2 separate regions of the Mus musculus genome follow, and region 2 is linked to region 1. Evidence: chromatin contacts called from ENCODE Hi-C or POLR2A ChIA-PET data. All regions are on one chromosome and are shown on one strand. Each heading gives the region's core, a stretch centred on a gene start or an enhancer-like site at or near the end of the contact. The rest is flanking DNA. Distances are from core to core; before and after follow the strand shown.

What was found. A loop is a pair of places that touch in the nucleus more often than their neighbours do. ChIA-PET counts read pairs that join two places held with the same protein, here RNA polymerase II (POLR2A).
Region 2: POLR2A ChIA-PET joins it to region 1 with 10 read pairs in embryonic stem cell. The contact joins the enhancer-like site here to the promoter of 4930527F14Rik in region 1. A Hi-C loop is called at or near these places in 1 of 37 maps with a recorded cell type or tissue (heart). POLR2A ChIA-PET finds 5 or more read pairs at or near these places in 3 of 5 experiments (Patski and embryonic stem cell).

What each region holds. Positions count from the first base shown.
Region 1 is chr14:45,542,212-45,545,285 of GRCm38, forward strand. 4930527F14Rik (RIKEN cDNA 4930527F14 gene) reads left to right here and starts at 1,499. Exons shown (of 7, transcript NR_045809.1): 1 at 1,499-1,578; 2 at 2,064-2,146. Gm41144 (a long non-coding RNA gene) reads right to left here and starts at 1,188. Exons shown (of 4, transcript XR_003951187.1): 1 at 1,174-1,188.
Region 2 is chr14:45,505,388-45,508,549 of GRCm38, forward strand. All of the region lies in intron 2 of Fermt2 (fermitin family member 2), which reads right to left. Among named protein-coding and RNA genes, the nearest start is that of Fermt2, 23 kb to the right of the region's middle. Within about 2 kb of position 1,749, at least 2 of the 3 ENCODE cell types and tissues checked have a DNase peak (open chromatin) inside an H3K27ac peak, as active enhancers do; they include heart, where a contact is called at or near this core.

The sequences.
Region 1 (3,074 bases), core at 249-2,748:
AATTCAAACATGGGTCATCTGGAAGAGCAGCCAGTGCTTTTAATTGCTGAACCATCTCTTGACCCCTAGTGCTTGTTTGTTTGTTTGTTTGTTTGTTTGTTTAGAAAAGATCTGTCTATGTAGCTGGTCTCTAACTCAAAACCCTTCTGCCTTTGTCCCTTGGGTAACACACGCTATCCTCCTATGTCTGCAGGCTGGCATTACAAGTATATGCCACCACCCCACTCTAATTTCTTGATCTTGCTGGAAGTTGTTGTATAAGCCAGAGCTCTGAGGCTCTGCCTGGAGGTGTTTCAGGAGGCTTCTGTGTGATGCTCACTAAGTGTGGTGTTAATAATCCTGCTTTTTGCTTCTGATAGTCTTTATAGTCTTAGCTAAGAACTACAAGGGGTTACAATAGAAGGCTTTCACCTTTGACAATTGCTTTGACCATCCCACTCAAACTGTTTCTCATATCACCCGGTACCTCCACCTTGGTGTAGGCAGCAGACTAGGCTGGCCTCAAACTCAGAAAGATCCTCCTGCCTCTGCCTCTCAAGTGCTGGGATTAAAGGTGTGCTCATCACCATACCCAGCTCCAGGTTCTTTTTTTTGTGCCATCTTCTTCTTTAAAATTCTCTCTCTAGATGATTTTCTTGTTTAGAGGCTGAAGATGGCCATTCTGCTGAGCCCCAGGTTTCTTGTCTAGACCCGCTCTTGATGCTGCAGAATCTCAGACCCACGGGAAACATTTCAGAGTGCTCTGTTCAGGGTGAGACTCTGGACTTCTTCACCAATGTCTGTATCATTCGTATCATCAAATGGTACCTTCGACTCTGTTGTGTAACTTAAAAATGAGGAGGCAAGCTTGGTCTTCTGCTTTCGTTTTCTGCCCTTCTACAGTGACCCACTTAACGCTGAGTTCTGCTAGTCTGTGTCTGGAGTAGATTACAAATTGAGCCTCCATTTTCCATCCCCACCGTCCCTCTATAGTTTAAGCTATGGTCAGGTCATCTCATCGAGATCGTGCACTCAGTAGCCTCCAATGTGCTTTCTCCAATGTCCCTCCAGTTTACTTCCTACCCAGTCCCCAGAACAATCCTCCCAATCCGTAACTCTCACAGTAACCGCCTTCTGCGTGCTTCAGATGACAGCCATCATTGAAAAGCCTCACGTGATCCAGCCTGAACTGACCTCCTGATCTCTTGCTGTCTGTGTCACATCGCGCAAGCTTCCTTGCCTTTCTGTCTTACCACACACCATCCCTTTGCCTGCAGGCTTTCCTGGATCCTCTCTGGCTATGTGTGAGTCAGCTCTGGAAGGCTCTACGGCAGCACACTCAGTAGGAGCCGCAGGTCCTTCCTGTCTGTTCACCTTGTGTTTCCCCACCTGCTTCTGTTGTCCTAGACGACCATGCAGTCACCATGCCTTTGTTTGTTTGCTCACCTCTGAACCCAGAATCTGAGCTCCTAGAAGAAAGGCATCTCCCTCTATCCCACAGGCACGGCTCTTCATAGCCACACTCCAACTGAGTACAGTGCCCAGCACATGGCTAATACTCCATAAATATTTACTGCATGAATAAAAGATCGAAAGAGGGTAAGTAAAAGAACCCCCCGGCTGTGTACCTTGCCTTGGGTCTATGCTTCCAAGAAACTTAAACTCTCTTAGAGGGCCATTAGATCCAAGAACATAAACATCACAGATAAATATTGATGCATTTCTCCAGCCACATGAATATTCAATAATGTGCTGCTTCTGATGTTGTGCTGTAAACAAGCTGTGTACTGCCTTAATGTCCTCATAGGTATGGGTCTGTAACCCCTCCCCTCACTGCCCTTCAGTAGTCAACCTTGGCCCCCTGTCCACACAGCCTAAATGCTTCTCCTCGAATGACTTCTGTGCTTCACTGAAGCCGAAGCCTTCAGGAAGTAGCCCGCTTGCCTTGCTCTACCAACTCTCTTTCAAGCCCCTAAGAGGATTGCAGTGCAGAGGCACCCAGATCTCCATTAGAAGCTGGTCCACCTGGAGCTGCATCCCGTGCCCTCCTGGTCTCTATTTGTGAACTCTGGACTCTTTTTCAGGGACTCCCGAGTCTCTTCTGGACATGGTGATCCTTCCCTCACAGCATGTACTATGCTCAGCTCCTCCCTCCCTCTTGGGCCAGGTCTGGGGTAGGGGAGAGGGGGGAGGGGGAGGGGAGGGGGAAGAGGGGGAAGCGGGGGGGGGGGGGAAGAGGGGGAAGCGGGGTGGGGGGGGAAGAGGGGGAAGAGGGGAGGATGGCTCAGAATGCCCCGCCCTTTCCCATTCCTTGCAGCCATCCTCTCCTTCCCAGTCAAACTTCCCAGAGACATTTATGGCTCTGTCTATGCCCTCATATCTCTATCTCCTTACCACCATTTTGGCACTATTGAATCAACTTCTTCCCTACCCCACAGACATAGTTAATAGAGTAATCACGAATTGCCTAAAAGCCACTATAATTGGTATTTTAAAAAAAAGGAAGGGGGCTGGTGAGATGGCTCAGTGGGTAAGAGCACCCGACTGCTCTTCCGAAGGTCTGAAGTTCAAATCCCAGCAACCACATGGTGGCTCACAACCATCTGTAACAAGATCTGACTCCCTCTTCTGGAGTGTCTGAAGACAGCTACAGTGTACTTACATATAATAAATAAATAAATCTTAAAAAAAAAAAAAGGAAGGAAGGAAGACTTTTATCCCAGGCACGAGGAGGGGGGGGGGGGTCACAGAAAGTACCTTACCAGGAAAGCAAGTTGTAAAGTGGCATTACAGAGGCTGGACATAGGTACTTACTTCCCATCGGAGGAAATACGGGAACAAGTTTGAGGTGGTGAAGCAATGTTTATGGCAAGCCCTTGTTTGACCTGACCAAACCAGAGTGCAGTTGCTGGAACTGGGGCCATGCAATCAACCTTGAAATTGACCAGCTTTCTGGAAATAGGATACTCATAGCAGTAATCACTCATTGACATAAGCTGGCATGAAAATTCCCCGTGAGTTAACCCCGTAGAAGCAACTCTGGGACTGGGACGTTTCCCATTGGTAGACCAGGCTGGGCTCAAGCGTCTGCAACT
Region 2 (3,162 bases), core at 499-2,998, 37 kb before region 1:
TACCAGCACTTAAGTGCACCCCTAATTAAAATAAAATCAAAGTCTTTAGAAATAAGAAACGAATGCATTAAGGTAGTAAGGGTAGAACAAAGATTGGGAGTCAGAGAGAATGGGCACTCTAGGTGAAGGGGCGTGAAAAGAACTCCAGAACAACCATGAACAGCTTGCAGCCCAAACATGCTTCCAAAATATATCCTGAGGACGGTAACTGAAGGGGTTAGCGTTTCTACTGCTGTGTAAGATAAACAACATGACCAAAGTGACTGAGGAAGAAAGGGTTTATTTCAGCTTACAGCTCTCAGATCACACTCCATCACTGAGGGAAGTCAAGACAGGAACCTGGAGGCAGGATCTATAAAGCAGATGGCACGGAAGCATGCTGCTCACTGGCTTGCTCACTCTGCGTTCTTGTACAAGTCAGGACCCTCTGCCCAGGCAGCAGTTAGCTCCACCCTCAGTGAGGGGGGCCCATCAACCATCAATCAAGAAAATACCCTACCGGCCAAACTGATAGAGACCTGTTCTCAATGAAAAGGGAGAAATGACTTAGGAATGAAAGAGCCAAACAAAAGAGAACTCACACCAACAGCAGCAAAGAAACTGTTAAGAACAACATTCTTGAAATAAGAACTTGGGCACTCGGAGGAGCTCTTGTTAGCGGCCAGCAGAACTGATCTACGGGGAAGGACATAGCTGTGTAGCCCGGCTTCTGTCCCCTTGCTGAGAACCCAGTTAGACTTCTTAGCAGTGGAGTCACAGTCTCTGTTTATGACATTGATAACTGTTATGTGAAGCAAAGGTGACTCTCCAAGTTACTTTCTTACCAAACTGTATCAATCATGGTGTTGGGAGCTCACCTACAAACACACGTGGGACCGGCATTCTGCAGCTGCTGGGTTATGCGTGTACTGTTCACATCTTAATTATTTTCCAGCACTGAATTTGACAGCTTTTGGAAGTACTTAGTTCTGGATTAGTTTACAGTGGACAGCTGCAGCTGGGTTTATAGAGAGAAGCTGGTCACACCTGTTACTCTTCTCTTTAGGAACAGAGATTAAGATGCTCAAGAGAGGCTGAGGCTGTAGGTAGATTCACAACCCTTTCTCCTCACACCTCTACCCAGGCACTCCTGACTCTAGTGACAATATCCCCATGAAGGAAAGGAAGTCACGAATTCCCTGTGAGAGAAAGAAAGGTGGGCAAGGTCTGTAATAAAGTCACTCTGAGGACGGAAGAAATGGCTCAACAGTGGCAAACACTTCCATCCTAGCACTTGTGAGGCAGAAGCAGGCCGAATTCTGAGTTTGAGGACAGCCCGGTCTACAGTGAGAGTTCCGTTCCAAGACAGCATACTCAGGGAGAAACCCCATCTTCAAACCAAACCAAACAAAAAAACCAGCCAGCCAGCCAGCCAACTCAATAAGTAAAATTTAAAGCTACCCTGAATCCAAAAATCCAGATTTGGGTTGCCCCCAAAATAACTGAGATAAACTGAGTGGCTTACTTGTAGAGAGGGGGTGAAGGGTCGGGAATCCCAGGAGGAGCACAGGAGAGGGAGTGTGAAGCAGTTAGGAAGAGAGAGACAAGGTCATTTAACTCAGTAGCAGATGTGACAACCGCAGTCCTTTCTACAGAGTTGATGCTACAAGAAAAAGAAAGGCGATTTCCTGGGTTGAACACTGTGTGGGGGTCATTAAATGCCTAGCCCTTCCTGGCCACCTCTCTAGTGGCCTAGGGCCAAGTACTCAGGCACAGAAGTCCCTGTGCTTTAGTGAAAGAAGCTGCCGGCACGTTAGGAATCTGCCCACACAGCTGAAGGTGAGTGGGAGCGGTTCCTCATCACCTGCTCCCAGACTGAAATAAATGCTAACTGATGTGAAAAGCAGCTGCCTGCCAGGGGAGGCAGAGCAGAAGCGGCGCCTTAAGCCCTAACAAAGGGCTCACATGAAATGTGGTCCAGAAGGAAGTGCTGAACACAGAGGCCTGAGGAGCAAGCTGAAATTAAAACTACCCATAATTTTTGACAGAGACAACTTGTTCCAGACCACAAAAGTTACAAGTGGACAAAAAAAATTTGCATTTTTGAAGTACAAAAGAAAAGGAAAGGCAAACCACCCCAAATAAAATGTAAAACTAGAGCTGGTAAAGTACAAGGGGCCTAATGCACCACCCGCTGGCTTCACAGTGCTCCCAGGAGCTAACAGATTTCCTTGTTCAGAAGGACTCCTGAGGCACAGGCCACACTCAACATCAGCACCATCCTGACAGACACTCTGCGGCCCTGCGTGTCTGGACTCTGTGAACACTCTCCAGAAGGCCCTGCAGATAACTCTGCAATGAAGTCTCATCTTTCCATGTACACCTTGATGGACTGTACCCTGAAAATGGGTCTAAATAAACCCAGTCTCCTTAAAAGCAACAACAAAGGCAGAACCCCTTCACCACAAACCCCTCAACTTTCATTAAACAAACTTCAAACCCAGGACCTTCCTTGATGCCCCCTTTCCTTGTTTCCTGTTTCCCATCAGACACACACAGCACTTTGTGATGAGGTCTGAAAGAGACACGGCTCACACACACAGTAGCCTGAAAATACAACCAGCCAGCACGCTTATAAACCACAAGTGGCTTGCTGCTGTTTCTCTTTAAAGCCTGACTTCCAGCCAAGGCCAAGTCTTTTGGTTCTTCCAGGAAGCAGCAGCAGCAGCAGCAGCCTGCTTGCAAGGATAAACATGCACAAGATCGACTTGCGACACAGGGACTGGAAATCCCATGAGGATTCTGTTCACCCAGCATATGATAGATTGCCCAAGGCAATGCTAGTCTAGAGAGCCTAATGTGTTTCATCCACATTAGCTTAGATCCCTAACCCTCAGAGGGAGAGGAGGACCAAGGCAGAAAGCTAATGTTGGGATTGTGGGGAAAGAAACAGATCCCTGGAGCTCCCTGGCCAGCCACTCGTGCTGGAGTCAAAAAACTACTGGTTCAGTGAGAAAGTGTCTAGGAAAAGAAGATGAAGAATAACAGTGCTGCTGTGCACACATTTATTCCTGGGACTTAGGGCCTACATGCAAGCCCCATTTCAGGAGAGCTAGGGCTACGCAGAGACTGTCTTAGTTAGGGTTATTACTGCTATGATGAAACACCATAACCAAAAGCAAG